Linked DNA regions of Homo sapiens: regions 1, 2 and 4 are each linked to region 3. The links are chromatin loops, found by intact Hi-C in ENCODE. Cell type or tissue: IMR-90. All regions are shown on one strand. Each heading gives the region's core, and the rest is flanking DNA. Links, peaks and the distances in the headings are about the cores only. Region 1 has its middle 44 kb from the start of NGF-AS1. Region 2 has its middle 130 kb from the start of VANGL1. Region 3 has its middle 40 kb from the start of LINC01765. Region 4 has its middle 45 kb from the start of VANGL1.

Evidence for each region. Peaks named below come from ENCODE experiments on the same cell type or tissue, not always from the same donor. Only the 100,000 strongest peaks of a DNase experiment are listed, where the experiment ranks them.
Region 1: a loop joins it to region 3, with 2.8 times the contacts of the local background. A loop is called at or near these places in 3 of 110 quality-filtered maps.
Region 2: it touches region 3 in a loop (5-fold over the local background); 17 of 110 quality-filtered maps call a loop at or near these places.
Region 4: a loop joins it to region 3, with 9 times the contacts of the local background. A loop is called at or near these places in 97 of 110 quality-filtered maps.

The regions. Positions count from the first base shown.
Region 1 is chr1:115,235,663-115,243,059 of GRCh38, reverse strand. No RefSeq gene overlaps it. Among named protein-coding and RNA genes, the nearest start is that of NGF-AS1, 44 kb to the left of the region's middle. In IMR-90, for the core only: no CTCF peak of the experiment used is centred there; a DNase peak (open chromatin) is centred at 3,489; H3K27ac peaks cover 287 bases.
Region 2 is chr1:115,503,447-115,510,843 of GRCh38, reverse strand. No RefSeq gene overlaps it. Among named protein-coding and RNA genes, the nearest start is that of VANGL1, 130 kb to the left of the region's middle. In IMR-90, for the core only: a CTCF peak has its summit at 3,467 (motif pointing right); a DNase peak (open chromatin) is centred at 3,483.
Region 3 is chr1:115,135,972-115,143,368 of GRCh38, reverse strand. No RefSeq gene overlaps it. Among named protein-coding and RNA genes, the nearest start is that of LINC01765, 40 kb to the right of the region's middle. In IMR-90, for the core only: a CTCF peak has its summit at 4,289 (motif pointing left); a DNase peak (open chromatin) is centred at 4,228; H3K27ac peaks cover 136 bases.
Region 4 is chr1:115,592,864-115,600,260 of GRCh38, reverse strand. No RefSeq gene overlaps it. Among named protein-coding and RNA genes, the nearest start is that of VANGL1, 45 kb to the left of the region's middle. RefSeq lists an enhancer at 4,099-4,393. In IMR-90, for the core only: a CTCF peak has its summit at 4,258 (motif pointing right); a DNase peak (open chromatin) is centred at 4,340.

The DNA.
Region 1 (7,397 bases), core at 2,308-4,807, 100 kb before region 3:
ACTCATGAGAACCACACCTATTTAAATGAAATTTTCCACCACTAGTTTCTCCAGCTCTTCCCTCCATTCTTTTCTCCAATTTCTGTTCATTTTTGTCATCAGAATTATTTTCTAGAAGTACACTGGCTTTTCCCAATACAATGATATTATTTTCATAACTGACCAGACTATATCTGCCTACAAATAGAGGAAGGTAAATGAGTGGTGGAAGAACAGTTTTCAGGTAGATCAAAATGCTCTACCCCATTCCCTAAATGAATGTTGTCCTGTTTTATGGTTTGTAAACATCCTCAGCCTCTGGTCAATGAAGCAGACATCAAGGACTTATGAAATTACTTCCCCCTGCACCCTAGGTGTTATGTTTCATGAAGTTAAATAAATAAAACCTGGCTGTGCCATAAAGAGAAACCTACACAAGATTTATTCCTCTAATTTAGCTCCATCTTTCTTATATTAAGGAGATTCTTCTTAGATTATAGCACTAGATTGTCCATTAATACTAATTTTTAGTGTTACGGGGTTTTGTCTTTTTTTCTGGTCCTTCAGGAATATTTATATCTTTCGGATATTTTGAGAAGCTGTATCAGAAACTGCAAGCCATATGCCATTTAAACAAGAAGACCTTTCCTTGGCCTTCACAGATTACGTGAAAATATGATGCTTTCACCCAAAGTTTGTGTCTTCCACATCCCTGATAAGTTGGCAAATGTTTCCATAGGAGGCTGGCATGCTGAGGGATTTCAAATATCTTGGATCAAACTTGAGAGTGGTGACTGCTTCATGCTCATCTCCCTACAAGAATATATACCAGTTGATAGAGGCAAAAACCAACCCAGATGACCAAGCTAAGCCTATGGTCTCAGGAAAATAGTTATATACACATCCCTTTCCTCCCTCTGACCTATCCCTGATACCAGGCCTCACTCCCAGGTCCACTTCTCTCACCATGAAGGCCAATGTTCAAAGCTTCCTTTGCCAAGTTTTAGGTTTCCTCCCAATGACAATACTTCCTCCTTCCCCAATCACCAAATCCTTGATTTTCTTAGCAGTTCCTCACAACAGCAGAAGCTGCTCATGTAATTGCTGATGAAAGGAACAAAGTGAAAACAGAGAATCCCTTGAAGATTGGGCATCCTTGGGTGGGTGAGGAATCCTTTTATTAGCAGAATTAGGTCTAGTCAGCTCTTCCTTAACATTCTGAGATATCAAGACAAGTCAATAATTTCTCATGTGCATTTCCCAGTGTTCCTCATAGTCAATGAATGAATATTTTGCCCCTGGGTTAGAATAATAATTTCTGCATCACTCCACCTGGGTAGGTGGCATTGTAGGCATCCAGAAACCAATTAATATTGTCTGCCAAGTATATGCATTTTAAGAACCCCACCCAGATTAACAAATAAACTTTCACTTACTAACTGAATGACTGGAAATGGCCAAGCTTGGGAATTCTCAAGGTTGTAGCCTCAATGATAGAACTATTAAATAATTTTGCAGTTCAGCAATCTTACTCAGGGATGATGGATATGTGCCAGTTTTAATAAAGCCTTTAGTGTTGGGCTGAAGGGCTCTGTCACTGGACCTGCTTAGTCAAAATTACGGATGACACAAAGCTGGGAGGAACCACTAGTGGGTGGATTGACAAGTTAAGATCCAGTAAACAGACAAAGCAATGGCCTGAAACAAATGGGGGAAGAGACAGAGCTTTTAACTAAGAATAAAATTATCTGCATTTAGAATTAAAACATTACATTCCTTAATATAATAGTCTAATCCCGGGAATGCATAAGTTGATAGCAACTCCTACAGAAATATCTTGAGGTATTAATTTATTAGACACTAAATATTAAACAATCATGTAATCTGATTAAACAAACAAATAAAAACCCTCTGTAATACTATCAGCCTAAATCCAGACCAAGTAGAGATTATAACCTCCCATCCACTACACTGTCAGAACCATCCTGGGGTAGTGTTCAGGTGCCATAAGTTGAGAATGCTGGAAAATGTGGGCATCCTCAGAGAAGAGCGACTTGGCTTGTAAAGAACCTAAAATATCTAGAAACTCTATTACATGAGAAAAAAATCAGATAAACCAAGTGATGGGGACTGAAAAAGAGAAGATCACTATTTTTAATGATTTCAAGTGCTATCAGATTAATGAGGCACCAAATTTACCTCTGTTTGCTCTATTTTACAGAACTCAGGCCAAAGACAGAAAATTTTGAGGAGAGAGATTTATTTCAACTTAAAAAAGAATATCTAATCAACTTCAGCTGTACCACAATGAATGGGCTACCTCATAAAGTAGTGAGCTCTTTATCATAGGAATCATTCAAGAAGAGTCTAGATGACTATCAGGAGACTTACCAAAATAATTCTTTGAGGGGGGTGGTGAGAGTTGGACAAAATAATCTCCAAGCTTAAGAAGCTCCGATTTTAAAATTATTTTATACTAAGGTTTTAATGACTAATATGTATAATAAGACCATCTGACACACACAATGACTAATGGTACCACCTCAGGCATTATCACAGACATTATCACAGGACTTGGGAGATAAAATTTTTGTCTGGGGTAGGGCAAGGAGGGTCTTCTTAATGCATTTTCACTGGCAACTTCGCTGTTGCATAAGACTAGTTTTGGTTTATTATGCTTGCCTGCATCAGTCTCCTTCCGAGTTATTGAACACAGTGAGCACAGAGAGGAAGGAAGAGAACACATTTTATGTTTATTAAGTCCCTGTGAATTTTAACCATGCACTTTTATATATATTATTTCATGTAGTTTTCAAGACAACCTAGAGCAGTAGAAAAGTATTAAGCCTATTTTACATTTGAAGATAGGACATCTAGAAAAGGTAAGAGCCAAAGGTCACCCAGCTAGTAAATGAGAATGATAACATCATGACAAAGAAAAAGCAGAAGATACATGGGCTCTTTCAAAGTCCTTCTTATGGAATTCCAGATTTCTGAGATGAAAAGAACTTTAGAGGCTCTGTATTCCAACCAACCTATCAGTAACATGAAGTCCTTCTTAGTTTTGGAAAATTGATTTTGTGCACTTAGGTCAACCTAATAAGAGAAGAATAAAGCTGACTTTTAAAACCTAATGACTCTCATGGCTCTGTCCTTCCCAACCCCTTTACCTACCTCAGACCAGGCTCCTGTTGCAGATACCCAGTGCAGATTAATGAGTGCCTGGCCTTGGTGGCAGAGTCCACAGCAGACTGTCCCCACAGGATCCTGGAGCTCACCACTGGAATCTGGAACCTGATGTAGCCTCAGGCCAAATCTCAGTTCTTGCCAGTCTAGGCACCCAGAGAGCTGCCTCTGTTCCAAACCAACCCATAGGCCTGCACCCCAGGGAGCAAGGCTCAGTGGGAAAGAATGTGTTCCTAATATCCATGTCATCAGTTTCGTTTCTTTCTCTGAATTTCCTGACTGGGCTGTGGATGCTTCCATGCTGCCTCAGAGAGAAGGCCCAAAGATGCAATGCTTTCCATGCCATAACTTCCTCTCATTCCTGCAGGCAGCTTTGGGTGCAGTCCAGCCTCAGAGCCAGTGCAAGGGGTCCTGGTGTGATTCATTGGCCTCTCTGTTCCCAGCTTATGATATATCCTGGCTCCAAAGTGAATTTTTAATCTTCATTAAATCTTTGAAGAGGAGCCCAGGAGAATTGAGTGGCATGAGGAAAAAAAAAGAGAGAGAGAGAAGGAAAGGAAGGAGAAAGCAAAATGTCTTGGTCCCTAGCATCCTTCATAGCAGGGATCAAGAACAGGTTTAGCTAGTTCTCTAAATTCTAAAACAGTAAGCTCTGCTGAGGTCTCAGCTCACTCTCCTGGCTTCTAGCACACTGTTCAAGACTCTGGAAAAAATATCAAGTTGTGTCAGGTATTCTCCCTGCCCTTGGAGAGTTCATGCTTCCTGGTAGAGTCTTTTTGGATCCTCGAACTCACAATGCTCCCTTCCACCATGATCTCACAGCACTCTACTTATTCTGTGAGTCTGCTTAAGTCCCTTATGGCATTAGAAGCTCACTAAATCCAAGAACCAGATTTTAATCATCTTTATATCCACAAAGCACTTAGCCTAGTGCCTGGCACACATTAAATGTTCAATCAGTGTAAAATGAATGCAGTCTTATTGGGGAGATAAAAGATATATAAGTACAGATTAAAAGTACGTGCTAGGCAGTACAGATGTGGAATAAATGGGGAGAACCCCAGGTGGTGCGTTATCTCACATGGCTCTAATCCCAGCTCAGCCATTAACAGCTGTGTAAACTTGGACAGGTTGCTTCTACTCTGCAGACCTTGCCAATCCAGGCACCCAAGCTTTCATGTCTGTCAAATCAAGGGGCTGATAAAGAATTTCTAAAGACTTCCAAAAAAAAAGGTTCAGAGGTGGGAGATATCTAAAGGGCTGGACTGAAAAGGCCAGTGTAAACTCAATATCTTCTGGTAGTTCCCACCCTCAACTTCTCTCTTGGAGGTAGGGCTGCCCTCTCCAATTTGCAACTCCTGATTCCTTTGCCACCAGGAACTGAAGGGCCTCAGGTGGAGGAATCCTCTTGCGAATATCTGCTCCTATGCGCTTCTCTCCATACCACACCTTGCCCATTCTGTTTCAGAATGGAAGCAAATTTTCTGGTCTCTGAATTCCTGAATATACTTTTTTCCACCATTTTGAATACTGAGGCATCTGCCCATCCCCAATTTTGAAGCACTTAATATTCCATAATTACATCTGCAATTGCATCCGGCCCCTGGGACGCAATTTATCTGCTTTGGGAATTGCAATTCATTGAAAGACTATGTTACGGGCCCTCTCACCAGCTCCTCACCTCTCAGGCCTCCACCCATTTTTATCACTGGTCCACACCTTTCCTATGTGGAAGATATTCCCCTTAATGGAGACAATGGATACAAAATTAGAGTTTTTGAGTAGTCCTGGTTTCTTTCATTGTCCATTAACATTTCACCAGCCATCCAAAACACAGGCCTGTGACTCCTTTGATCGTCCTTCCATGCTGATCTTAGTTTTAAAAGCACCTTTTGTATTCTTGTTCTCAACACTACTTGAAAACTTCATCTTCTGCAGTTTAGGAGTTCTGACACTCTTCTTACAGGTCTCTGTTAACCCTGGGTAGATCTTCCTTCCATGTGTTAGATATGAGTTCTAAATTTCTCTTCAAGGACTCAATATGTCAGTATGTTCAATTCTTTGCCTTCTACTTTTAAACTTAACTTCCTCATAAAGCAGCCTTTTTTGATTACCTGCTCCACCCTGACTCATTCTGATTGCCTGCTCATTCTCCACTCTGACTCATTCCGATTTCCTGCTCTGCCATAACCATTTTTTCCTGCCAAAACACTCACCCCATAACTCTCTTTAAATTAGCCAATCGGAATTAGTTTAGCCTGTGCTGTCTAACCCTCACCAATAGGGGAACAACACAGCAGCAGGGACCACGTGCGTCAGGGATAAGAACTCCTTCCCCATCCTTGTCCAAGTGTGCACTCACCATTGCTCCGTCTGTGAGGGCACACCCTTCTATAGAAGTACATTGCCTTGCTGAGAATTAAAAAGAAAATTTTATATTCGAATGGTATCTCTTTAGTGGCACCGAAACTTTATTTAGAACACATGTCTCATAAATGTACCTTTAGACAGCTGAACTCAACCAGAGCTCCTAAGGCAACTACGTTATTTCTTTCACCTCACACCTCATCCTCCTGAGTGTAGCTGGGACTACAGGCGCACACTAAAAACTACCTATTTCTACAGGCAGTTTCCCTCTTTCTTCCTTATCAGGGTCATTTGCAACTAAATAGCCACAATTATGACTCAGATTCTTCCAGGCTTTTAAATCTGCTTCCACTTTCAGAGCCCTGCGTTTACATCTGATTTTCTATAACATTTGCTTCACTCAATCCAAGGACGGTGCCAGAGTTCACATCCTTGCTACTTCTAAGACTATTTCTCCCAAAGTTTCTGTTATTTCTTCATCTTTAAAATTAGTTTTTTCTTATTGATAAGCATTGAGTCTAGAGTTTGGAAGCATTCTTCCAAATTTAAAATGGTGGCAGTCTCTGGGGAGGGAGGAAAGGACACAGAACTGAGGTAGGGGTGCAAAGCGAATTTCAACTTTATCTGTAATGACTTAGTTCTTCAATAAGTCCAGAGCAAATGTCTCAAAGCAGTCACACTTGTTAATTCTGGGAGTTAGTTTTACATTCATTTGTGTTAGATTATTCTCTGTATTTTTCATATATTTTTCAAAATGAAATGGTACATTTAAAAACAAGTCCACTGTGCCAATTCACTCCATGGCTTCTTCCATTTTCTAAGACAGAAATTTATAAAGTAATACCAGAATTTATCAGATATTCTACTTCAGATGTTTCAGCTCCACCTTTTAGGGCATACCCTTCACACTGGCCATACACACACACACACACACACACACACACACACACACAAATACATGTCTTTGGAGATTATTTATATAAAACATATAAAATATGTTATGGAGATTATAAATATATCCGTATCATATTGTGTGTGAATGTGTGTATAATCTCCAAAGACATATATATCCAACAGCACCACTCTATCTTCTGTCTTCCTCCCTGGGCTGAAGTCTTTCTTTTATTCATGCAATCAATCCTGGGCACCCACTTAAATCCCCATCTCCCTCTCAAGACACATTTCCTTCTGACATCTTCTATCCTGCTTTATTCTTTTTACCTTGGCTGGGTGTCCAGGACTCATTTATTACCTAATAATTTGAAGCATAATGGTGCAGTGCTCAGGTTCTTTTGCCTTTTCTTCCTGAAAGGCCATGATTTTACTTAGAGCCTACCTCGGGGGTGACTACCTTTTCTCTGTGACAGCTAGCTGAGAGTTGATTTTACAAGAAAAGCTACCCTAAACCACAGCCTGTTACCTGAGTGAGGCTGCATGAGCCCACAGGCTACCTGAATGAGTGACCCTTGATCCTCAGCCCACCTCAGGGAAGAAAGGGACAGAAAAGGAAAGGCCCAGGAGAACAAAAACTCACCTCCCTCTTTTGTGTTTTCTTAATGTCAATTCTGTATAGGACAGACAATAAAACAGAGGTCATTAAACCAAAGTAGGAACCACATTAACAAAATTTACCAATGAGGTTTTGCATGCAAGATATACAGCAGATATGAAATTGTTAAACAGCAAAAGCTTAGCCTACTTCAGCAGGTGAGGAGGAAGAGTTTGAGAGTGCACTGGAAGTAACTATAAGTGATGAAGGATGATGAAGTTAGCATCATCAGTCCTAAATTTTTCTCTTATGAAATCTTATAAATTCTCAACTGCCATAGGCCAAAGAAAGCAGGGATTCTGTAATACACTACAAA
Region 2 (7,397 bases), core at 2,363-4,862, 370 kb before region 3:
AATTCTTATTAAGAACCTGACCCCTCAAACTCTACAACCTTGATGGACCGGACCCTAGTTAGTCATTTATAGTACCCCAACTGCTGTCCACCCACAGGACCCTCCCCACTGGGTTCACCATTCCAGAATAAATCTGTGTCCATCAGACAGGCAGCCTGATCTCTCCTCTTCCTCCTGGAATTTGCAAGTACTCTCCCCTACTTCTCTTAAACTCACTTGCATTTTTGAAGAGCAGTAATAACCCTTATGAGCCTAATACATCCCTTCATTCTATTAGGTCTATTCGTCCTTACCCTACTTTTTGCAACAGGACTTTACACAGTCACCCCTACTACTTGGACTGTTCCCCAAAAACTTGTCATCCCTACTATCTTCTGTCTAGTCATACTCCTATTCACCGTTCTCAACTACTCATAAATGCCCTGCCCTTGTTTACACTGCTGGTTTACACTTTTCCTCTGAATCATCATAACGGGTATCTCCTGGTTTTACCTCAAACCACCACCCTTAAGTCTCTCTTAAAGTGGATAGAAGATCTTCAGTGGCAAGGTACACTCCAATACTTTTACCCTGATAAAGTCCTATTTTTTACTTTTATACTCACTCTTGTTCTCGTTCCCATTCTTTTGCCACCCTCTACCTCTCCCCAGCTATCTCCACCACACTATCAATCTCTCTCACTCTGTCCTAGCCATTTCTAATCCTTCTTTAACAAACAATTGCTGGTTTTGCATTTCTCTTTCCTCCAAAATCGCCAAGGCCTTGACTTACTCACTGCTAAAAAAAGGGGACCTTGTATATTTTTAAATTAAGAGTGTTGTTTTTACCTAAATCAATCTGGCCTGGTATATGACAACACAAAAAAAACTCAAGGATAGAGCCCAAAAACTCACCCACCAAGCAAATAATCACACTGAACCCGCTTGGGCACTCACTAATTAGATGTCCTCGGTCCTCCCAATTCTTAGTCCTTCAATACCTGTTTTTCTCCTTCTCTTATTTGGACCTTGTGTCTTCCGTTTAGTTTCTCAATTCATACAAAACTGCATCCAGGCCATCATCAATCATTCTATATGACAAATGCTCCTTCTAGAACCCCATAATATCACCCCTTACCACAAAATCTTCCTTCAGTTTAATCTCTTCCACTCTTGGTTCCCACGCCACCCCTAATCCCGCTCAAAGCAGCCCTGAGAAACATCACTCATTATCTCTCCATAACACCCCCAAAAATTTTTGCCACCCCAACACTTCACCACTATCTTGTTCTTTCTTATTAATAAAAAAAGACACGAATGTCAGGCCTCTGAGCCCAAGCCTGCACATATACATCCAGATGCCGTGAAGCAACAGAAGAAGTGAAAATGGCTGGGTCCTGCCTTAACTGCTGACATTCTTCCATTGTGATTCGTTCCTGCCCCACTTTAACTGATTGATTAACTTTGTGAAATTCCTTCTCCTGTACAATAAGTCTCAGGAGCTCCCCCACTCAGTACCTTGTGACCCCTGCCCCTGCCTGCAAGAGAAAAACCCCCTTTGACTGTAATTTTCCACTACCCAACCAAATCCTATAAAATTGCCCCATCCTATCTCCCTTGCTGACTCTTTTTTCAGACTCAGTCCACCTTCACACAGGTGATTAAAAAGCTTTATTGCTCACACAAAGCCTGTTTGGTGGTCTCTTCACATGGACGTGCGTGACAATAGCAAGAACCCATCTTTACAAAAAAAAATTACCTAGGTGTGGTGATGGCACGCACTCATAATCCCAACTACTTGGGAGGCTGAGGTGGGAAGATCACTTCAACCCAGGAGTTGAGGTTGCAGTGAGCTATGATCATGCTACTGCACTCCAGCTTGGGTGACAGAGCAAGTTTCTGTCTCAAAAAAAAAAAAAGTATTTTGTGCAGAGTGGTAGCTATTACTATACTAGGAACAAAGGAATTTAAAATGGAAATGAGATTAGCATTAGTACCAAAAATTATGATATAGTAAAGTCATTGTTTTAATCAAGGCATATACGAAGCTCTCTGGACACACTGAGAAGCAGCGCCTAAGTGCTCTAGGGAGTTAGCTTTATTGAGTAGATGGCATTTGGCTGAAATGTAAAGAATGATGAGGACTTTTCCAGGCAGACATTGGAGAGACAGGGTGCTCTAGACAGAGAAATTGCCTGGGTGAGTAGTTTCATTATACATAAAACAGATGATCATTTGTAAGGGAAAAATAAGAAAATGTATACATTGTGTTTCTATTTAGTTTTCAGTTGACACAGGTAATTATTTCCACATACATTTCTGCCTTGATCAGAATTGTTGAAGTTTTAAAATATTTGCTAAGTCTTACCCCTGATGTAAACTAGACAATTTGTAAAATCCAAACAAATTTTAGTTTACTAATGGCCACCTTCAGAGCAAAAGTATGTACTTAATAACATTCAGTTGAGGAAAAGACAAACAGAAACACAATAAAGTGGCACTTAAATTGGCATTCAGTAATTTGCAGGGAACATGCAAAGTGTATGGAAGTGATGCATTCTAATAATGTTTCAGGAAATTCATTACCGTATTACAATGTTCCTACCGAATTTTCAAAAACACTTTATAGCGAACAGACTTGATGCTATTTCAAGCACAACTTGTTGGGATTTGAAAGCAAATCTTCGTTCTTGAGAAGAATGAGAGAGATTTAAGGAGGTGTGGAAAGAATGTTGAACGGAATCCAAAATCTCTTTGTAAATGTATTTTGAAAGAAATAATTCAGCATTGTTTTAAAATCACAGTTTCTAAAATGGGGAATAAAAATTGGCAAGTCTCAGTCTCATAAGATGCAGACTTGGCCAAAATCGTCTTTCCCTCTTTGAGGGTTTGGTTTTTTTTAAAGAAACATTTTAAGTGAAAACTCTGCTGCTGGCTTTAGCTTGTGAGTTCTTTGGGTAGAGTCCTTACACTGGTTGGAGAACAATAAAAGATTCACAGTGGAATTCACATCAGAGAAGGTGGCCCCCCAGGATGTGAGTTGAAACCAGAGTGTCCTCCTTCACTGCCATCTTCTCACCACCTGCAGTGGTAACACCCAGTCCTGCATCCATGGCACCATGATGGCCCTCATCCGAGACCAGAGACAGCACAGCCTCAGCAAGCCAAGTTTCTGGTGCCATCCAAAGGACATCAGTGACATAGAGCACAGGAGGAAGGCTTGTTTGAGGATAGTAATTGTTTGACTTCCCACAGATTATTTTGTCCAAAACCCTAAGGACTCCATTGCAAAAAAATACTGCGCCAGGAAGAGTAGATAGAGGAAGAAAAGGGAATAAGTGTGGGGTGAGAAAGGGCATGCCATGGAAGAGAAGGGAGCAGAGGGAAGAAGAGGGCTGAGGGGAAAGGGGAAAAAGGGACTGGGAATTCCGCAGGGTCAGAGGACCTTGCCAAGACCACCATTTGTTCGAAGCATGCTCTGCCCCTAGATGGTGCTGTGTAATTAGCAAGTTCAGGAAATAACCTCACTCAGCACAGAATCCCAGCTTTCCCTGTGGTGCGTTTATGTATGGGGGCTTGTTTGCATCAGTTTCCCACACAGCCCCAAATTAACTTGTGCGTGCTCCTGGCGGCTATCCTGTGTCCTTTTCTTCCCCTCCATTCTCCGTGCTCTTTTTCATCTGCTGCGTGCTGTGCTAGGTGCTCCTTGTATCTTACCTCCTGCATGCTCACAAGAAGCCTGTGAGATAGGCAGCCTTATCTGCTTCAAAGATGAAAATAATGAGACTCAGATATGTACCGTGAGAAGCTCAAGCTCTCTGAATCTTAAATTCAACAGCTGGAGCCCAGGTTTGAATCTGGATAAGTGGGACTTGCAAAGTCCATGAGCCTGAGAGTGGGAAATCTGGTGCCTAACTCTCCGTGGCCATCCCTGTGTGTCTCTGAGCCTGGTTGCCATCATCTTTACCGTGCTCTAGCCAACGACCAGCCTGTCGGCCCTCTGACCCCTCAGTCAATCAACAGTCTTGATTCATTGTGTGAAGACCACGTTGTGTACAGAGACTTGCCTGAGCCCTGTGTCAGTGAAAGTCACAGGTGGCTTCCCCGGAGGGAGATAGGTTGCTGTGAGTTATTACTTCCCCCAGGAGGAACCCAAGGTGAGTGTTTGGCTCACTGGTCATCGCAGTGACATAGCTGGGTGTGAGTAACGAGAGACAGAGAGGGAGGGGAGAAGGGAAAAAAAGGAAGAACCGAAATAAGCTAAATCATCATGAATGACTTCTGTTCTGACCAGGAAGATATTTTATTTTCCATGTAAATTTACACCTCTCAGAGCATGTGGAAGCAACAGGCTAAGAATCCAAACAAAAATCCTGTTCTCAAATAATTAGTAATCAATAACTAATTTGTACGAAACTCAAAATAAAAATTACCAATGTTATTTAGCTGGTAATAATAATCTTTGAAAAATAAAACATGACGTTTTGATTCTACGTTCTAATTTATTTTAAATTGAGAGAAACTGAAAAGAAAAGAGGGAGAGATAAGGAGGACACAGAAGCAGAGGAATGACAGAGGAGAAGGAAAACAAAAAGGGACAAAAACAGGTTCCCTGCACCACCTGGGCACCTGTGTCTTTCCTCATGACCCTGTGGCCTTTATTCTTGCTTATTTTCCTTTGTGCCTCCCTGACTCTTCTCTCTACACATATATTTAAAAATAAATAGGGAAATAAAATAGAATTCAAAGGTGATTCCCTTCCCCTGCCACAGCATATTTCCATTATTTTAATGACATAGTAATTTTCATTGCACTGAAAAAAAAAGGATTGATCCATCAATTATCAATTCAGGCAACAAACTAAAATTGAGATAATTGTAGTCTGGATTAACCACTTTTAAAAAAAATTACAAAGCTGTCAAGTGAGCTTTGTGTAGCTGAGTAGATACAGAAAAGAGGAAAGAGTGTTGTGATGCTGATAGTAGTGATAACAAGAAGATGCCTTTTAAAAAAAGTCTTAATATACCTGGCACTGCGTTTAGCAACTGGCAAGAATTAAGGGAAAAAGCAGAAAAGGATAATATATTATGAATATGTTTTCTTACCTTTAAGTCCTTCAGGACTCATCAAAACAAAGGACAACTTCATCTTCCACGAGAACAGAAGAACCGCTTCTGTTACATCTGGTAAGTTCATCTGTTATGGAAGTAGGTACAGCGAAGTGTTCAGAGAAATAACCTTCTCTAGGCCTTTCTGTAAACTGGATTTTATTAATGGTCTTGACTTCATAAAGTAGAGCAGTGTGAGAGGCAGGCATCCAAGTGAGTTAGTATCTGACTGTCAGGGCATGCATAGGCAAAAATCCTTGAGTCAAGCAGCTGTGACCCATGAATAGGAGGCCCTCAAAATCCATTTGGCTAGAGTGCTAAGACCAAGCAAGAAAACACTTAACTTTAAGTGTCAGTGCTATTGCAACCTCAATGAGATTTTATCTGTGGAGTGAATGATTAGGGGAGACCAAATTTATTGTCATCCAGAGGAAGTATTTATAAACTTGGCAGAGCCACATGTGAGAGTAGAACAAAGGCTGCCAAAGAGGTTCATAAATTGAGATGAATGATCTGCAAGTATTTTCCATTGCCTACATATGGTTATATATACACTGTGTGGCTCAAGCTCAGGATTGAATTGCCTCACACAAATGCTGATGCTGTCTTCTTTGTGGATATGGGATGGGGTGGGGAGATTGAATCAATGTCAGAGTTAGAATTGGAATGGAGAAGAAAGGATGCTTTGAAGAAGAAGCTGCATAGTTGGGGAGGAATGGAAAAAAGTGGAAGACTGCAATGAGGAGAGGTTGCTGTGGGGGCAGAAGATCCTTCATGGTAAGTTGCATGAAGGGTAAGAAAAGCCACAAGGGTTAGGTTAGAGGTAAAGTTGCAAGAGGAGATATAATTGATGTGAGGAATGACACCAAGGAAAGAAGAAGAGCAAGAAAAAAGGGAAAGGATTTAGTAGAGTGAAGAATACTCTTCGCCAGTAAGGTAAATGGGCCAAACCTGGACCACAGCCTGATTTTGCTAATAAAGTTTTATTGCAACAGTGATGCTTATTTGTTTAGTAATTGTTTGTGGTTGTTTTCATGATGCAGTGGCAGAGTTGTGCTAATTATAACAGAGACCATATCTCCCAAAGCCTAAAATATTTACTATCTGGCCCTTTATGAGAAAACTTTGCTGAGCCCTGGCCTTGATTATGGGATGTACACTCCTCTCTGCCACTCAAATGTTACTGCTCTCTGCCAAAGTTTATTTGTATTAATGGCAAAGCCTGATTCTACTCTACATGACATCTATTTGTATTTATTTTGTATAGGCTTTAAAGCTTCACCCTAGGTTACTCTTGGGAAAATGAAGTTATAAGGTATGCCATTGTTTTAGTTCATTCTCATGCTGCTATGAAGAAATACCTGAGACTGGGTAACTTATAAAGGAAAGAGGTTTAATTGACTCACAATTCCATATGGCTGAGGAGGCCTCAGAAAACTTACAATCGTGGTGGAAGGCACTTCTCCACAGGGTGGCAGGGGAGAGAATGTGTATCCAGCGAAGGGGGAAGCCCTTATAAAACCATCAGATCTCATAAGAACTAACTCACTACCACAAGAATGGGATGAGGGAAACTGCCCCCATGATTCAATTATCTCCACCTGATGCCTCCCACAACACGTGGTGATTATGGAAACTACAAGATGATTTGGGTGGGGACACATCCAAACCATATCATTCTGCCTTTGGCCCCTCCTAAATCTCATGTCCTCACAGCTCAAAACATAATCATGCCCTTCTAACAGTCCCCCAAAGTCTTAACTCATTCCAGCATTAACTGAAAAGTCCAAGTTCAAAGTCTCATCTGAGACAAGGCAAGTCCCTTCAACCTATGAGGCTGTAAAATCAAAAGCAAGCTAGTTACTTCCTAGATACAATGGGGTACAGGCATTTGGTAAATACATCCATTCCAAAGAGAAATTGGCCAAAACAAAGGGGCTACAGGCCCCATGCAAGTCTGAAATCCAATAGTGCAGTCATTAAACCTTAAAGTTCCAAAAGGATCTCTTCTGATTCCATGTCTCACATCCAGGGCACACTGTTGCAAGATATGGGCTCCCACAACCTTAGGCAGCTGTGCCACTGTGGCTTTTCAGGGTACAGTCCCCTGCCTGGCTGCTTTCACAGGCTGGCATTGAATGTCTGCAGCTTTTCTAGGCACATGATGCAAGCTGTCAGTGGATCTACCATTCTGGGGTCTGGAGGATGGTGGCCCTCTTCTCACAGCTCCACTAGGCAGTGCCCCAGTGGAGACTTTGTGTGGGGGCTCCAACCCCACGTTTCCCTTCCACACTGTCCTAGCAGAGGTTCT
Region 3 (7,397 bases), core at 2,739-5,238:
ATCATTATCACAAGGACTAAATGAAAATACGTTTTGAACATGTCCAGCCCAATTCCTCAAGCTTGCAAGGTGATCCAAAAATACCACTCCTTTCCATTCCCTGCAATCACTTTCTGAATTCAGCTTCCCAGATGGCTGTTACTCCACATAAACCGTCCTCAGACTTCCCTGAGCTCTAGGAAGACACCTCTGTTCCCACTTGATACCACTGGGCTCCAGGGCTTCAGTGCCATGTGTAACCTCCTGCCCACAACCACCAGCTGACAGGAAGCTGAGGCTCGGGCAAAAATGAAGCTGGCGAGGGAGGGAGGTGTCCACATATCTACAACCCAAGCAGGTCTTCTGCTCACACATGGCATCCACCTAGGCCCCACGGTCATCCTCTCTCAGCTTTGCCTGCACCAGGCCCAGGAGTTTCAATCCAATGAAAAAAAAAAATTGTAAATGGCTCTCCCTTAAACAAAGAACAAGTCATCTCCATCCAGAAACAGCTAACTCTTGGAAAGACGCGGCCTGGGTGCTGCTCATGAGGTGTTTATCAGTTGGCAAAAGGACTCAGATTAAAAAGGCTCTTCTGGAGAGGAAAAGATGGCTGGCTGGGCAGGAGTGCTGCCCCATAGTGGCTCTAATTTTAGCTTTCTTAAAGTGAATCTAATTGTTTAAACAAGACTAAGCAAGCATGGAATTTGAGAAGGATAAGGAAGAAATTTAAAAAAAAAAAAAAGCAAGAGAATTTTTCCCCTAAAGACCCAAAACAAATCTAAACTGTAAGAATAGCTTTAAGTTAGTCATGAGAAAAAACAAATTCTACAGTGCCGAAAGTATTCAGGGAAAATTAACTTCCTCAGTTCAGTATAATACAGAGGAATTACAAAGGAGCAATGAGCCCAGAGTCCCCACCTTCACTTTGCTTTAGAGAAAAGAAATGCATAGAAAGTTTTCCAGCTCTAACATGTTTCTACTGAGAACACCAGCATCGGCCACTTCATGATTTTTAAAATAAGAAAATCATGGACTCAGTTAGAGCCCCAAGGACCTCACAATAGACCCATATGAAGGGATTTGAGGTGAGACTTTTAATTGATACATTCATTAATTTAGTCATTCAACAAACATTTTGTGGACATCTAGTATGTGCCAGGTACCATGCTAGGCACTGGAGCTACAACCAGGAAGCAGATAGAAATGATGCCTTTCTTCAAGGAGCCTGCAGACTCATGGAGCAGGAAGCTAATAAACCTGCCATATTGGGTGCTTTACAAACACGGAGGATACATGATTTGTTTTGCCCAGAGGAGTCACTGAGCTAAGGGACTGCTTCAGATGAGCGGTGACATTTGCCCTGGACCTTAAAGAGGAAGTAGGAGTTCTTCAGGAAGAGTAGAATCAGGAGATTTTTAAAGTGAGGCATAGAGATGTCCCCAGGCATACTATGTGCTGGGGACCTAATGGGGAAGAAAGACAGTTGTGCCCAGATTGCCAAAGCCTTATCAGCCATTCTCCAGAGCTAGAACATTGTCCTATGGGTATCAGAGAATTTCAGAAAACAGAATGACATCATAAAGAAAGCACTGGATCAAGAGCCAACAATCCATGGGATCTGCCAATCCCTAGCTATGTAGCCTTGGGCAAGGAACTGTCCCTCTTGGGGCCTCAATTTCCAACTCTGTCAAATGAGATAATTGAGCTAAATGACTTTTTTTATTATTCCACAAGAATAAAGTGAAACAATTTGGGGATAGAAGCTTGGTTTAGAAACAGATTGTGAAGCTCTCTGCTTGGGAAGTTTCCCCATGCCCCTGAGCCCTTATCTGGACCATGCACAACCATAAATGTGCGTTTACATGTGTACACACTCATTCACACCCCTCCAATCCATCCTCTATTTGCTCGCCACAAAGGGGTAGGATTAAAATGCTTCAGGAATCCAAAACCTCTGTAGGATAAAGCTGACACTCCTTAGCATGGAAGACAAAGCCCTTCACAGCTCTGCAGTCTCATGTCATACAACTTCATAACTAGACCTTCAGGATCCAGCCAGACCACCCCTCCCTGGCCTCAACTCCCCTAATACATTATTTGGCCTCACATATCTGCTCCTAAGCCCATGGTGCTTTGTCTGCCTGGAATGCCTTTTCCATAGCCTTGCTCTTGGTAAGCCTCATTGGTAGACCACATTTACTCTTTCAAACTTGCTCAAGAACAGCCTCTGCAGCAAAGCTGTCCTCCCCTCCCATGTCCCCCTCCTTATGCATATTTCTATCTATGCTGGGACACTGGATTGTAATCACTGGTTTCCATGGCTCTCTCTTCCACAGATGATGAATGCCTCAAGAATAAGAGCTATGTCTCAGTGACACTTGTATCCCCAGCTCCTAGGGCTGGAGACATAGAATGCCTAGACTTCTATGTAGCTGGCCATGGAATGTCCCCAGCAGATGTAAAACTAACCACTTGCATTTTTATTTAACTGTTCTGATTGTGTGCCCCAAACTACAGGATGATCTCTCAATGTTTTGGTGGGAACTGGAAACTTCTAGAGCTAAATTAGCTGCCAGAAAAGAACTGTTCACCGTAGGCTGGAGACCCATTGTCTCCTTCTGTGTTCCCAGCTTTTCATAAATGCCACTTCAGACTGTGGGATAGGCAGGTAGGAAGGTGGGCCACTCAAACTTGTCCAGCAATGTCTTGTTTTCATGAAGTCATAGAACCTCAGAATTGAAAGGGATCCTAGAAGCCATCACAGCCTTCCACCCAGGGCAGAACACCCCTACATTCCTTACAGGTGCTCATCCAAACTCAGTAGGTCTCAACTCATCCTGGTGAGGAAGCCTGGCCTGCTCTTGACTGGTTATTAGAAAAATGCTTCCTCATTTAACCGAGGTAATCCCAGCATTCCATGTATTCCTGTCTCAATAAAATCTCATTCAAATAAGAGTCTAACAACCTAGAGTAGGTGAAAATGCAATTCAAAACATGCTGGGAGTTCTCAAAAATTACTAAAAAACAATCATCCTCTTACAATCCTTTTTCCTCATATTTCTCTTTGGATCTCCTACTCGGTGTAGAGGCTCCCAAAACTCTCCCTCTTCTGACTATTCCCAACCAAGCCCGCAAGCAGGCTGCAGCCTTTCTCCACGAGGCCCCCACCCCCATCCTGCACAACTAATGATGGTGGATACTCTCAGCCTCTCTTGCTTTTTAATTTTCTGTTGTTTCCTGTCTTACCCCACTCCCCAGATTCTGCTCTACAAAAGGGATCCCAGGAGCTTCTTGAATATTGACAACACTTATTTTTTTAATTCTTTATAACATGTTGATGGAAATAGAAGCATCTGCATGTCAGGAAGCTGTCATACTTCTCTAACGTCTTTTCTTCTCCAGTCTACACCATCCCCATTTCTTCAACTGACCCTCCAATGGCACAGCTCCCAGAGCCCCAGCACTCCGATGTGCCATTCCTTTTGATATCACCCTTGAGTAATTCCCACAGTATTTAAAAAGAGATGCACAATTATTGTGGATAATAGTAATTATCCACAATAATTCAAGTGTGGTTTCACAACACATAAGACTGTGGAACTCCATGAAAAAGAAGCTTTATGAATGAAGCTGAATAATGCATTACTTTTACCACATTTTCTTAAAAAATAAAAATAAAAAGTACAACTCTGTTCAAAACTGGACACTAACTTCCCGAGGGCCCACCACACTCCCATAGGTAGGCATGTTGTGAGTGGAACGCCGATGGACGCGGGCCCTTGGCACGACAGGCGGGGCCGAGCACTCCTAGGAAGGCCACTGTGTGGGGTGGCTTGAGGGGCTCTAGGGAAACCCCATCCTTCCCATCAAAAATATCCCCACCACCAGGACACATCACTGTCCCATGTCACTCAAAGGCATTAAAAGCAATTGGTAAGTCGCAACTAACCCAACAGGAGGAAGACACCCTCAGGAATGGGCATTAATTAGGGTCTTAGCTGAAGTTATTTCAGATATTATTGGCTACCGCTAAAGGAAGTAGGGAAAGTTCTGAATGTGCCATAGGTGAAGGTTGTGTACCTCCAGGGGGAGCATGAGGTGAGGTGAGGTGAGGGGAAGGCAATGAGAGAAACAAAGGGTCCATGTGAAGAGAATGATGGCGCCTGGTAAGGAGACTGGCCTGAGCCGTAAGTGCGTCTGTGCTGCTTGGCTCAAGCTGCCAGCAACGGGAGCGTAACTGGTTTCACAAGGCTCCCAAGTGGAGCCACACTGCTCGCGGCCTCCAGTGAAGCACACGACCAGAGTGCCCTCTAGCGGGGGGAACGAGCGCTCACCACCCCTCAGGTCCAGGTATTAATAGATCAGCATGGACTTGAATTTTCCGTTACCCTGCTTCAGTCATTTGGTCAACAAGCATTGGTTGAATTCCCACTATGTGCTAACACTATGATAAACACCAGGGGAACATGTGAGTAGGCATGATCACCACTCCCAAGAAGTTTATGGCCAGACTGAGGGGGTAGGACGAGTCGGGGAGGCGTGGGTGCCAAGGATGCAGGCTTGCAAAGGCAGAAGGGGTGGATGGGCCAGGAAGGTCTTCCCAAGAGAGCAGACCCTCATGCTGAGGAGATGTTTGCTGGACAGACAAGTGGGGGATGGGCATTAGCACAAATTGGAGATGTTCTGTCCCCACCTGGAGAAAGAGAAGGTGGGGGTCATGGCCAGAAAGGAAGCTGGAGAGGGGCGGATAGGGGGAGATCATGGAGAGCTTGGCCTTCATTATAAAGATGACAGGAAGCCACAGAGGCATCAATCAATTTTGCAGATTTATAAAAGGATCACTCTGGTAAAGGGAGCAGCAGCTGAACTGCAGGGAAGCAAAACAGATGCCAAGTTTAAAAACGAGGGCCAAAATTAGGATCAAGATGAGGGAACCGCAAAGGGGAACAGATGCGAAGGAAAGAAGGTCAGCAGGACTTGGTGCAGATTGGGTGTGGAGGATAAAGGAAATAGAGGGGTCTCCACTGTTAGTGGAGAGGGGACTCGACTAACTCTCAGCTCCAGCTTGGGAGGCTAGCTTGATGGTGATGTCATTCGTCAAGCCAGGAGTAAAGGAGAAGGAGCAGGTTAAGAAGAGAGATGGTGAGTTCAATTCTGAACATGCAGAATTGGATGTGCCTGCCAGGGACACCAAGAGGAAATTCTGGGAGGTAACTGGTAATTGACTGTTTAGTCTGAAGCACTGGGAACTGATCTGGGAGTTGGCAGTGACCTATGGCATTGGAAGGGAAAAGCTCTCTCAAGGTAAGCACTCAACATGAAGAGAGAAAAGAGCTGAGGACAAACCCTAAGGGAAAGCTAATGCTTAAGAGGCAGTCAGAGAAACAGCAGCCCCGTGGAGACTACGGAGATTGAGGTGGAAAGAGAACAAGAAAAGAGCTGAAGCCAGAAAAGAGGGAGCTGCAAGAAGAAGGGTGTGACCAACTTCATGAAATGGCTACCAAGACAATGTCTTGTAATGAGTTGAAGAGTCAGTGGGCATGAGAGAGGGAGTTTGGTCTTGCCGGCATTCAGCTTTGTGATCTCTTCAATTTGGATTCTTAAAATGTCAGTTTTGTTTCACTCTACCGCTCTGTGTTCAGGACACTCAGGTAACTATTTCTTAGGGGATGCAAATCCTTGCTTTGGTAATACCTGTCACAAGACTATGAGAAGGATTCAATAGGATCATTTACATAGAGCACCTAGAAAATTGCCCAGCACATAGTAGGCACTCAAAGCTTCCTCCCCCACTGAAATAACATACTTAGGAAAGTAAATTTAATAGAATACAGATGCACATTAGATTAGCTGGTCTCTAGGCTGACCAGGTCATGGCTTCCACCACTGAACCAGGTAACCAAGAATGGTGTCAGGTCAGTACATAAACTCCACCAAGTGGGCACTGTGATCCGGTGGCTCATATGTTTGCTGGGGATCAGAAATTGGATCCTGATATTTAGATTCCTTACTAACCTTAATGACTCATTACAACAATACTGTAAAGATGGATACCATTATTCCCTATTTACAGGTGAGGACACTGGACTTACAGAGGTTCTATAACTAGCTCATTGTCACACATTCTGTCTTGCAAAATGGGGTCCCTTTTTAAACTGTGTCATCTTCAGGATGTCCCTTTGGAAGATTTAGGATGAGAGGGAATGTACAGGTGTGCTCGCAGGCACACACACAGACACACACACACACACACACACACACACACATTGTACTGAATGGTAGCCACTCTGAGCCAAAGCCCAGTTTGTTCTCAGCCCTGCAGCTAGCTCATTATCTCATCCTTACTAAGCTTCTCTCATTGCTCAGTGCCTCAGTTTCTCTATTTGGAAAATGAGACAGAATAGTCCTGTGCTTCCCCACTTCCTTCTAGGGAGTGGCCCTGATGAGATCATGTCTGGGTTGCAGGATCCATGGAAATAGGTGAAGCCAGGATGTGACACTGAGCTGTTTGGCTTGGACAGGGGGAAGGCCCATCCTCTGTCTCACTTTGAGTGGATGTGCACATTCAGAAGCCCCAGACCAATGTTACAATGCCTAATGATCAATTATTCACTTCTGGGGCCTAGAACAAATAGGAACCTGGGGGTTTTAACAGTTTTACACAATGAGAAGCAAGTAAATAAAAGCTATTTAATGATAAACCTTCAAACCCAAAGGTGCTAGGCCAAGTTTAACTAAAATGGCATAAGGTCTGTAAGTTGTTATATGGATTTGGGGACCTGGTTTCTTTACCCTGCCCACATTCTTAGCTTTATCCCTCCCTCTGATTTTAAACTAGCCCCATTTCCAAGTGCCGAATCCAAACAAAGAAGCTGAGGACAACTTTATTGGATACAGTGTAAAGAAATCTCAACAGGGCTCCTCCAAAACATCTCACACCTGAAGGTTATCAGTCTTACATTGTCTTCATCACCCCCAGCAGGTCTCCCTTACCTCTTTCCCACCCTTCTTATCTGTCCCTTGCCCTCCGCTTCCCTATGTCTATACACACATACACACACACCCCTCTAGCCATTCCAACTGTCAAGAGGGGCAAACCACCCTGAAGGTATCTTGCCCCACAGCCTTCGGAGGATACTCATGTGTCTGGAATGTTCTCTGGCCACCTCTTCACCAAGCCCATTCTGCCCTCTCGTCTACCTGCTCCTGAAAATCCACTTCCTCTTGAAGGTCTTCTTAATTAGATAAAAGCAGCTTCCCCAATCCCACCTACCTCAATCTATATCTTATAGCTGTTCCCACAAACCACTTTCCTATCGCAATTATTCACTCATCACTTTTTCTAACCTCTAAAATGCACTTAACCTTTATGTGTAACTGATGTTTATTCTCTACTGGTCAGTTATGTAACTTTC
Region 4 (7,397 bases), core at 3,090-5,589, 460 kb before region 3:
GTTTTTGTCTCCTTTTATAGTCTACATAGAGTTAATATTTTACTACTTTAAGTAAAATGTAGAAGTCTTACAACCATATAAATCCCTTAACTCCCATTAAAAAATAATTTTCATATATATCTCATCCATGTATATTGGAAACCCAACCAATGTTATAATTTTTGCTTTAAACATTCATACTTATGTTAAAGAAATTAAGAGAAGAAAAGTAATCTATTGTATTTACCCATATTTTACTTTTTTCTTAGTTCTTCATTCCTAAAGTTCCAAAGTTTGCTCTGGTGTCATTAGTCTTTAGACCAAATAACTTCTTCTAGCATTTACTTTAGAGCAGGTTGACTTATGACAAATTCTTAGTTTTCCTTTACCTGATAATGACTATATTTTGCTATCATTTCTCAAAGATATTTTCCTCAATATAGAATTCTGGATTGTCATTTCAAAAAATCACTTTAAAGATGTGCCTTCTGGTCTCCAAGGTTTTTTGATGAAAACTCCATAGTCATTTGAATCATTCTTCTATATATAATGTGGTGTTTTCAAGATTTTTTCCTTTATCTTTGGTTTTCAGCAGCTTGTGATGTGTATAGATATAGTTTTCTTAGAGTTTATCCAGTTTAAGCTTTGTCTTTCATCAAATTTGTGAAGTTTTTGCCACACACATACACACACACATATACTCTACCCTCCCCTATCTTGTTTTCCTCTCTTTCTGCGACTCGCCACTCTGTTAGAACTTCCATGTCATTGGCTCACAGGTACTTGGGGCTCCATTCACTTTATAATATCTTTTCTTCTCTGTTTTTTCTTTTCTTTTTTGTTTTTGAGATGGGGTCTCCCTCTGTGACCCAGGCTGGAGTGCAGTAGCACAATCACAGCTTGCTGCAGCCTTGACCTCCTGGGATCAATCAAACCTCAGGCCTCAGACCCTGATTAACTGGGATTGCAGGCATGTGCCACCACAACCAGCTAATTTTTCTATTTTTTTGTAGAGAAAGGGTCTCAATTTGTTCCCTAGGCTGGTCTCAAACTTTAGTGATTAAGCAGTCCTCCTGCCTCAGCCTCCCAAAATGCTGGGATTACAGGCATGAGCCACAGTACCTGGCCTCTCTCTTTTCTTAAGATTGGATAATTTGTTTACTCATTCTTTCTTCTGACATCTCATTTTCCTATTACACCCATCCAGTGAATTTTTCTATTTTGGATATTGCTTTTGTTAATTCTAAAACAGTAGAACTGAGTAGTTGTGACTGAAGCCATATGGTTTGCAAAGCCTAAAATATTTACCATGTGCCTTTTTATAGGAAAACGTTGCCAATTCCTGCTCTAGGAGATGGGAAACTATTGAGGTGTTTTAAACAGTGAACCAACAAATATATCCCTTTGGCTAGTGTATCAAGCATGGATTTAAGAAGGGGCAAGAGAGAATCAGTAAAACCAGTTAGGAGGCAATCGAAATATCTATGAAATAATGGAGAAAGGCCTGAACTCAAATAGTAGGCGGGATAGAGAGGAGAAGACAGAGTTCTGTGAGGCAAAATCAGCATAAATCACTGAATAGCTATGGGGAAGTAAGGAAGAAGACAGACTCAAGGATAATTCCCTGCTTTCTAGTTTGGTGACTGGGAATATGATGGTTCCTAAAACAGCTAAATGAAAGCAAAAAAGTTATGATTGTTAATTTTATGTGTCAACCTGACTGCACCATGGGTTGCCCAGACAATTGGTCAAACATTACTGTCAGTACCAAAATCTGCATTTGTCAGAGTTCTGTGGGAGATTGTTTCTTTGTTTATTTATTATAGGAAATTAGCTCATGCAATTATGAAGACTGACAAATTCTAAGATCTGCAGTGAGCAAGCTGGAACTCAGGAGAGCTGATGGTGTAGTTCTAGTCCAAAGGCTGGCAGGCTTGAGACCCAGGAAGAGCCAATGTTTGAGTTAGAGTTTGAAGGTAGAAAACAAAAAAACAAAAACAGTGTTTCAGTACAAAAGCAGTCAGGCAGGAAGAAGTGGGGCAGTGGGTGCACGCTCATGGAACTCAATGGTCTCACCATGTTTTCTACCATCCTTAATCAGCTGGCTTGATAGAACAGTGGAATGGCCTTTTGAAGATTCAGTTGCAGTGCCAGCTAGGTGGCAATACCTTTCAGGGTTAGGGCAAGGTTTTCCACAAAGCTATATATGCTCTGAATCAGCATCTAGTACATGGTGCTCTTTTTCTCATAGCCAGGATTTATAGGTTCAGGAATCAAGGGATGAAAATGGGAGTGACACTACTCAGTACTACCCTTAATGACCCACTAGCAAAATGTTTGCTTCCTGTTCCTATGGCCTTATGCTCAGGTGGCTAAGAGATGTTTGTTCCAAAGGGAGGAATGCTTCACCAAGAGACACAACAATGGTTCTATTGAACTGGAAGTTAAGAATGACACTCAGACACGTTGCGCTCCTCCAAGTCAACAGCCCAAGAAGGAAGTTACAGTGTCAGCTGGGATGATCAATCTGGACACCAAGGGGAAATTGGACTACTGCTCCACAGTGAAGGTAAAGAGGAGTATTCTGGAATATAGTAGATCCCTTAGGATATCTCTTAGTATTATCATGCTCTGTGATGAAGGTCAATGGAAAAGCAAAACAACGCAATTCAGACAAGATTATTAATGGCTCAAACCCTTCAGACAAAAGGTTTATATCACCCCACCAGGTAAAGAACCACAAACAGCTGAGGTGCTTGCTGAAGATAAGGGAAATATGTAATGGGTAGTGGAAGAAGGTAACAAGATATGTATACGTGTGCATATGCGTGTGTGTGTGTGTGTGTGTGTGTGTGTGTGTGTTGAATATCTTTGTTTTCCTCCTCTTTTCCCCTTATCATGTAACATAAGATGTATTAACTTTATGTCATAGTATTTAAGTATTGCTAATTTTATATGATAGTATTTAAGTTTTGGTATGTCACAGAGAAGAGTGAACATAGCTCAAAGACATTGCTTCTTCCTCTGTGGAAGGGTTTATTGTGTTTTCTGTTGTACAAAGGACAGTTGTATCAGTGTAGGTGAAATTATGACCATGTTACCATCTTTGTTTGGAGATTAGCATGGTTCAAGTACATGCATATGCATGCCAAGTTGAGAAGGAGTAGACTTGTGCTGGTTAATTTTTTGTGTCAGCTTGACTTGGCCATGGGGTCAAGTTGGTCAAACATTATCTCTGGGACTGTCTGTGAAGGTGTTTTTGGAAGAGATTAACATTTGAATCAGTAGACTGAATAAAGCAAATTGCGCTCCCTAATTGTGAGTGGCCTTCATCCAATGAGTTGAAGGCCTGATTAGTACAAAATGTCTGCCCCTCCTTTAAGAGGGAAATCCTCCTGCCTGACTGCCTTGAGCCAGGACACAAACTTTCCCTGCCTTTATATTTGCACTGAAATATCAGTTCTTCTTGGGTCTCAAGCCTTCTGGCTTTTGGATGAGAACTCAACCATCAGCTCTCCTGGGTCTCCATCTTGTTGACTGCAGATCCTGGGACCCCTCAGCCTCCATCATTACATGAGCCCATTCTTTCTAATAAATCTCTTTCCAAATATATGTACATCCTGTTTGTCTGGAGAACCCTGACTAATACAAGGGTTATTTGGCGGTTTGGGATGATGTAAAGAGATTAAAAATTCAGAGCTGGCCATGATAATTCTGTGCGTCTGTTCTGGAGACAGAAAGCAACCAGTCAAAAAATAGCAGCTGAAACTCAAGAGACTTTGCCTAAAGATACAGATTTAGGAGTGTTCAGTACAGTTCTCAAAACTCAGTGAGTGCACATAATGATCTGTGCAAAGCAGACACTTAAGAGGCATGGTCCTTCAAGAGACTGGTTCTCAAAATGTAGTCCAGAGACTTGCCTTACAAATTCCTGAGATACTAGTTAGGAAAACACATTATTAGATTCCTCCCCAGACAAACTAAGTTAAAACCTCAGGGTCTGGAGCCCAGGAATTTTTGTGGGGGATCTCACCATGTCACCCAGGGTGGTCTTGAACTCCTGGGTTCAAACGATCCTCCTGTTTCGGCCTCCCAAAGTACTGAGATTACAGCCATGAGTCACTGCGCCCGGCCAGGAGTCCTCATTTTTGACAAGCATCCTAGGTGACCGTCACACACACCAAAGCCTGAGGAAGTGTGCACTGCAAGAAGGCAAACTGCTTTCCTGAGAGAGCTGTCTGACAGGGTGCAGGAGGGCCTCGATCACTAGGTGGCGCCAGACGCACATTTACAGTAATTTTCCAGTGCTGTGGCTTCCTCAGCCAGCATAGAAAAGGAAGCCTCATGGGGCTCCTGGGATTTCTGCCAGCACCTCCTCAAGGGGAGTGAAATACAGAGCTAGCAGGCTGACTAAACTGTAGTCACTGGCACTATCAGTCACCCCCACAATGGTCTGCCTGGAAGAGGCTCCAGTTATTGGCAGAGCGTAAATAAGGAGAATTCTCTGCAAAGCCACCCATTTTGAGCCACAGTGATCCAGCAGGCAGTCTTGGGAAGTAATGGTGTGGATTTCCCAAGACCGAGTCAGGGGCAGAGCTGTAAGAGGCCAGGGGTCCCCCCACATCCCAGACCACCACCGTTCCCAGTCAGGGTATCTTCAGAGAGGACAGAAGCAATCCCTTCTTCTGTCCTAGGAGACCTGATGGTGCTGCAATGGTGCCTAACACTGGCTCTGCCTGCCGCCTGTCTCCAGGCTCAAACAGTCTCCCAGCCTCTCACAGAACTAGAAGCTGACCCTTCCTCCACCCGCTGCTTTCCCCCTTGGCCCCCAGCGCCTCACACTTGAGCTGTTTCCACAGCAACGACTTGCATGCACCTCCGAGTCTCCATGACCTCCTACCAATCTGCACATATCCATGCTGGAGCTTCAAGCACTACTGTTGAGAAGTCGCACCCCTTGCCTGGCATTGAGGACCTGCATCTTCTGGCCCTTTGGTATCAGACTATTGGAGCTCCTTAGGCAGAGAAGTGCTGATGGAGGGGGACTGGGGAGTGAAGAGGAAGACCTGGGGGCCACTGGGCCTCTGGACAAGCACAAAGGCTTCTACTGGATTCTCTGGACCAGAGATAGCCACAGGGTCTGAGAGGAAGCAAGTCAGCTCTGTGCCTGGTTAGACTGGCGAGCCCACCCAGCTGCCCCCAACCCATCCGCCTAACACAAAGCCCAAGGGGCATCACTTCTGCTTTTCTCGACACAGAGATTCTCTAGGCCCTGAGACAATCCTTATGGTTATTCTGGCTACCCTCTCTTTCCTCAGGTCCCTATGCCTCAGTCTTGCTCTTCCCATATTCAGGGCCCCAGAAAGCAACCCATAGTCCAGGTAGGGACAGCAGCACTCCTGGGGCCCAGGGCAGGGTGTGGGAATCCATCCTGCAATAACGGGACTTGGTTGCGTTCCCAGAGTCAAGGAAACGACCACTTACAAACTAACAGGAGACAGGCCTGGAGTGGTTCCAAGGCTGGGGAAGGCTGTGGAAGGAAGGACTGGGGTCCTTGAGTCCTCACACCCAGATCCAGGGGCACCCACCTTGTATTGCTACAGCCAGTTCCCTTCTTCTCACATTCACAGCCTGCTCTCCTCAGACATACCACATGTTCCCTCATGTCCATCGCCACCTGGAGGGCCACATCAGACAGCCAGGTGTGCAGGCGCAGGGCTAGGAGGGCCCGAGTCTCCCCTGCCCAGAAAGCCTGAAATGTGAGCCCTATACTTTCTCCCAATGTGATTATACAGTTATACATTTTTTGTCAAAAACATTAATTAATAATTTATAAATTGCCCTTTTTATGATCCCGTTATAGCTTTTATCCATTTCTTTAAAATGTAGCAGAAGCTTCAACAGACAGAAGAGAACTGGGCCATTCTCAAATCGTGAAAGGCCCTGCTGTAGAGGATCCCAAAGAATCCAACATGGAGCAGGTGCTTGGGTAGAAGAGTCTTAGCTTGTAGCTCCTCCTCTCCCCTCCCCTCCTCTCCTCGCTAAGGAAACCTTTTGGGTTAAGAGAAACCCACACAATAAATTCTGGTCTGGCCTGGACTTGGAGCAGCCCAGCTTTCCCTTCACTTTCTCTAGGTGGGTGGGCCAGCTCTTCTCTGACACACAAGGAGGCTGTGGTCCACCCAAGAGGGGCCAGGTCTCACAGCCCAGCTTTCCTGGGCTCAGCAGCAGCTGCCCCGCCAAAATCCACACACAGAAAGCACTGGGGTCACTGCAGAGCCTTCTCCAGGAATAAACTCCTAGGCTGGGCTCAGTCACCTGGGGCACCCAGGTCCTCAGGGTCCCCAAAACACATACACCTAGCTGGGGAAAAATCACAAATCATGGGCCCTGACTTCTGGAGGTAAAAGCTTGGCAAGTAGAAGCAGTCACTGGGGATTCAAAATGTGTCAAAGGGCAGCAACCAGGTCAGGCAGCTCTTTCACTTACTAACATCATAGGCCCTGGGGATCCCAGGGAGGAAGTGATGATAATAATATAATAGCTACCATTTACTTTGTGCCAGTAACAGAGCTAAATGTTTTACAGACATTATCTACTTAAATCCTAACAACCAAACTAGAATTTGGATACTGTTTTTCTCACTCCATAGATAAGGAAAATTGAGGGCTAAGAGAGATTAGGTAAACTTGCTGGCTCACCCCAGAGAAAGGGATGGAGGATTCCAGCCCAGATCTGCCTCCCAAGCTTGTAGCACTAGGGTTTCATAACCTTATTTTTGGGAGAAGTGGGACAATCTCTCTGCCAGCAAGCAGATCGTGAGTGGGTCAATGCTACGAGGCTAAGAGGTGTAGCATTGTCAAGAGCCTAAACTTGACCTACCTTATTCCTGGTTTGAAAATCTGATCCCTCTTGAAATCTCAATTCAAATGCTATCTCTTCTCTTAGCACAAGCCATCTCTTCATTAATTCATTCATCTATCACTTAGCCATTCATTCATTACTTGGTCATTCATTCAGTCATCCTATTTTCAGCTCCTGTGTTGTGTCATGTGCTGCTCTTTGCCTTCAGCCTCTCAAGATAACTAAAAACATGCAAGTGCATTGAGAATCTCAGAGGGAGAGGTCTTCTGGATAGAGAAGGAATGAGGGAAGGCTTCCCCGAGGAGGCATTTGAGCTGGGTCTGGAAGGATGTTTTGGTTTGGTGTGGAAATCCTTCTGATGGAGAGGTTTAAGTAGAGATTTTAGGCAGAGGAAACAGCATACTACTGTTGCAGAACTTTCTCCTTAGTTCAGCTAAAACTGGGCTCTTGTCACATGACCAGGAAAGATTAGGCTTGCGAACACAACAGAAGGGTGAGGAAAATGGAATTTATAGGGCAAAAAGGAAAAAGAAAAAATAACTCTCAGCAAAGTG